2 separate regions of the Homo sapiens genome follow, and region 1 is linked to region 2. The links are chromatin loops, found by intact Hi-C in ENCODE. Cell type or tissue: PC-3. All regions are shown on one strand.

Region 1 (2,500 bases), 260 kb before region 2:
TACCTCGAAGTATACCTTTGAAACTTAATTTAATATGACTCACCAGATTTTTGTAATGCTATGATTAAAAATATCACCCGAACCACAGTTCACAGGCACGACACTGACCTCACCTCTAAATTCAAACCCCCATTGTTCCAGCTACCACATCTCTCCATCATTGTCATGTATCACAATTTCATGTTTATTTCTGTTGTATTTGATGAAGACTGTATGCTCCTTTAACATAGTGGCTTCATCTTTTTTACCATGGTTTCCACGCAGCTTAGTAAAAATGCAGCACATGGTGAATATTAAGCAAACATTGTTAAAAGACGGACTGCTGCATGAATGAGTGGATAGAGTTATGTCTCTCTTTGTCTTCTGTGAAGCATCTCTGGAAAGACAACAGAAAGGCTAGTGGCTTATATGTGCAAAGATTCAGAAAAGAAAATAATGGGAAGGAGTAATAAGATACCTGTCCCAGCATGTGCTGTTCCTTTCTCTCTGTAGGCACTCAATAAATACTCAAAAAGCCAAAAGATTTTGCTGAAAGAAGAATAAATGGTGTATAAAGGACTAACATGGTATTATGTGTGACCTCATACATTCTTACAAGTGAAAGAATCATCTTAGCCCCAATTTTACCAGCCCACATGGTTATTAACCTGTAACATCTTAACAGGGTTTGAAAAGGCAGCAGCACTTATTTTACAGCCCTGCCCTCTCAGATAAAAAGAAAAGAAAAAAGCTCCCAAGCTGTTAACAAAAGAAAACTAGAAGGAAAGAAATCAACATTCTTCTAAGTTTACCTGGTATGGCCCACTATTCTCCATGAGCAACAGACTACAGATCATTCCTAGAATAACAGCATATGATAGAGGCAGGCTCTCAGGAAGATGTGGAACTCCCACCCTTGGTCTTTTCACCTTGAAACACTAGAAAGCAGTTTAACAATCTCTTATGTTCTTCCCTCAAACATAATGATATAATGATGATGTCTTGCTCAAAACTTTGCTCCAATTTGTACGTCTGGTAGTGGGGATGGACAGGACTGTGTCATTCACATTCTTCACTCCACGTTCCCAACCACAATCAATAGGAGAATTCCTTCTAGAAGCTGCCTTGGGATTTGTAGGCATGCCTGGAGATCAGATGTGTTTGGGCGTGTCTTTCCTCTGTGCAAAGTTAACTGCCAGAGGAAGTACAGCTTTCTTCCTGCTCCAGCTGGATGAAGGGGCTGAAACTGAATACTAAGTTTATTCTGTCCAAGCGTAGCTCCTCAAGGCTGGGTAAGGAAAGGGGATCCCACTTAGGAGAGACTTCTAAGTTTGGGCTTCTGTTAAGAGCAGAAGATGATAATTAGTGTGTATTGAGTAATTACTATGTGCCGGGGAATCTCTAAGATATAGGTAGATAAATAGAGATATAATAATTTTAAAGGAAAAAAAATTTTTTTTTGAGATGGAGTCTTACTCTGTTGCCCAGGCTGGAATGCAGTGGCGCGATCTCGACTCACTGCAACCTCTGCCTCCCAGGTTGAAGCAATTCTCCTGTCTCAGTCTCCCAAGTAGCTGGGAATACAGGCGCCTGCCACCACACCTGGCCAATTTTTGTATTTTTATTTTTTATTTTATTTATTTACTTATATTTGAGACACAGCCTTGCTCTGTCGCCCCATCTGGAGTACAGTGGTGCGATCTCAGCTCACTGCAACCTCCGCCTCCTGGATTCAAGCAATTCTCCTGTCTCAGCCTCCCAAGTAGCTGGGATTACAGGCGGCTGCCATCACGCCTGGCTAATTTTTTGTATCTTTTTTAGAGATGGGGTTTCACCATGTTGGCCAGACTGGTCTCGAATTCCTGACCTCAAATGATCCACCTGCCTCTGCCTCCCAAAGTGCAGGGATTACAGGCGTGAGTCACCGTGCCGGGCCTAATTTTTGTATTTTTAGTAGAGATGGGTGAAGGGGTGGGTTGCCCCTCCACACCTGTGGGTGTTTCTTGTTAGGTGGAACGAGAGACTTTGGAAAAGAAAAAGACACAGAGACAAAGTATAGAGAAAGAAATAAGGGGGCCCAGGGTACCAGCGTTCAGCATACGGAGGATCCCGCCAGCCTCTGAGTTCCCTTAGTATTTATTGATCATTCTTGGGTGTTTCTCGGAGAGGGGGATGTGGCAGGGTCATAGGATAATAGTGGAGAGAAGGTCAGCAGATAAACGTGAACAAGGGTCTCTGCATCATAGACAAGGTAAAGAATTAAGTGCTGTGCTTTAGATATGCATACACATAAACATCTCAATGCCTTACAGAGCAGTGTTGTTGCCCGCATGTCCCACCTCCAGCCCTAAGGTGGTTTTCCCCTATCTCAGTAGATGGAACATACAATCGGGTTTTATACCGAGACATTCCATTGCCCAGGGACGGGCAGGAGACAGATGCCTTCCTCTTGTCTCAACTGCAAAGAGGCATGCCTTCCTCTTATACTAATCCTCCTCAGCACAGACCCTTTAGAGGTGTC
Region 2 (2,500 bases):
TTTATGATGCCGTACAGCCTGATCCCTACTTTACTTATCCCACCTTTAACCCTCAGAACAACTCTGAGGGGATAGGTTGGTTATTTTAAGAATTGCTTATCTTGTTAGTAGTACAGCTTGTTTAGAAAACCTACCTTCTTTCTGATATTTGTCTTTCTGCCTAAAATCTTCACACACCAGAGTTTCAGGAAAAGGGGAGAGGCTTATGGTATGGGGAAGAGCGTAGTAGGCTCTTACTGACTAAACCTGACACAGAATAAAATGGGCTGAGGTGTATAGATTATTAGTGGGAAAAATCCAGTAATATTGTCAAGTTATTTTGACTAGGCCGCAATGTGTACAAATAACCATCTTTAGACAGCAGCTTTAAGTGTGTTTGTAATTATCAGAACACCTAGATGTAAATCAGTGGTTCTAAAGTTTTTTTTAAGGCTTTGTTTTTTTGTTTTCTCCCTTTCCCCTTGAGATTTGGTTTATATTGTTTATTCTCTTCGCCAAGCTTCTTGCCATCAGCACAGCAGGTATAAACCTCACTCAGTTTGTAAGCAAAGGTCATTGTTGCAGAGTCATTGGGCTGCTGTTAATGAGGGACCAAGGAGCTGCTGGGAAAGAGATGAGAGGAGAGAGCCTGTGAGTCTGAGGATGGACACAGTCGCTGGACCTCCTATAACTCTGGGCTTAGGGTCAGCCAGTTTGGGGTGTCGGTTTCTAGCCTACCTTATAGAAAATGAGTGGTGTCTCTTCTGTAACTGGCTCAACAGAATATTGCAGAAACTCATCAATTTCAGAAATACATACTGAATGCCACAGGTTCTTGTAGCTCTCACTGTTACTACAGAAAGTGATGTTTGAGGGCAGTATTGTTTTCTTTCCTGTTTTTCACCTCTGTGGGGTAAAGTTTTGTTTAGTTCTCATTGATTCACCCCCTCAGTAGCTGTGTCTTGGTTTGATTCTCAGCTCTGCATTTTACTAGATGAGTAACCTTGAATCATACTAAATCTCAGGAGACCACAGATTCTTTGTCTGCAAGATGGTCAAAATAGTATTTACCTCATTAGATATTAGGAGGATTAAAGGGTAATACTTTTTTTTAAATTTAAAATTTTAATATTTTTTAGAGATGGGGTCTTGCTCTGTCCCCTAGACTGGAGTGCAGTGGTTCCATCATAGCTCACTATAACTGTGACCTCCTGGGCTCAAAAGGTCCTCCAGTCTTAGCCTCCCAAGTAACTATGACTACAGGCATGTGCCACCATGCCTGGCTCATTTTTATTATTTATGGAGGTCTTGATATGTTGCCCAGGCTGGTGTCGAACTCTTGACCTCAAGTGATCCTCCTGCTTTAGCCTCCTGAAGTTTTGGGATTACAGGTGTGAGCCACCAAACTCAGCCAAAAAATTATTTATTTATTTATTTATTTGTTTGTTTGTTTGTTTGAGACAGAGTCTTTCTCTGTCACCTAGGAGTGCAGTGGCATGATCTTGGCTCACTACTACCTCCACCTCCCAGGTTCAAGCGATTCTCCTGCCTTAGCCTCCCGAATAGCTGGGATTACAGGTGCACACCACCACGCCTGGCTGTGGGGTTTCACCATGTTGGCCAGGCTGGTCTTGAACTCCTGACTTCAAGCGATCTGCCTGCCTGGGCCTCCCACAGTGCTGAGAATATTATAGGCCTGAGCCACTTTGCCCGGCCAAGATAATAAATTTAGAGTCTGTTTGCCTGATGCCTGACACTTAGCCCTCAGTAAATGTTAGTATTATTGTTTTACTACTCAGTACTTTTATATAAAGAGATATGTCTTTGATCTTTCTGTTTATGGGTAGTAATACTGTTAGAATCAGACCTGTGTTAGAATTACAGACAGTTCCATGGTTAAAATAAGTTACACTTCAGATATGTAAGTGTTGGTGCACATTCAAATGTGGATATGCATAAAGAAAGGCTGGGTTTCCAGCCCAGTCCACAAAAGCCACTTTATGAATGAAAATCTATAGCATATTTGAATTATTTGTCCTAATAATACTGAATCCAAAAGCCATTTGCCTATGTTCCCAAGGAAAACTTCCCTTTACAGTTTAACTCCATATTCTCGGTTTATAAGAAAGACTATAACTTCTGAAGGGTAACTGTTCATATTGCTTGAGAAGCATGGATTGAGGTGTTCAGGAGAGCACTAGATAGCTGCCAAGGTATCTGTAGCTTCTTAACTCAGTGTCTGCGTTGGAGAGAGTCCCCGCCTGGGTGTGCTGGGCCAGGGAGGGGGCCCTGTCAGTGTCAGTCTCACTGCAGATGTCCGATTTGGGAAACAAGTGCCTATTACCTCATATTCTCCCAGGTTTTTTGTCATTTAAGTTTACCTCATCTTAGTTTGAGGCCTGGCTGCTTATGAAAATATCAGTAATAGCTGATTATTGGCAGTCATTCTCCCCCCAACCTGCCTATGTTTCAGGTTCATAAAATTTTAATCATGGGCGTAGAAGTGAGTGACTTCATAATC

Evidence for each region. Peaks named below come from ENCODE experiments on the same cell type or tissue, not always from the same donor. Only the 100,000 strongest peaks of a DNase experiment are listed, where the experiment ranks them.
Region 1: a loop joins it to region 2, with 4 times the contacts of the local background. A loop is called at or near these places in 1 of 110 quality-filtered maps.

What each region holds. Positions count from the first base shown.
Region 1 is chr1:65,140,206-65,142,705 of GRCh38, reverse strand. No RefSeq gene overlaps it. Among named protein-coding and RNA genes, the nearest start is that of AK4, 6.7 kb to the left of the region's middle. RefSeq lists an enhancer at 2,377-2,500. In PC-3, no CTCF peak of the experiment used is centred here; a DNase peak (open chromatin) is centred at 1,105.
Region 2 is chr1:64,879,879-64,882,378 of GRCh38, reverse strand. The region is part of intron 3 of JAK1 (Janus kinase 1); the gene reads left to right. Among named protein-coding and RNA genes, the nearest start is that of JAK1, 85 kb to the left of the region's middle. In PC-3, no CTCF peak of the experiment used is centred here; a DNase peak (open chromatin) is centred at 958; H3K27ac peaks cover 873 bases.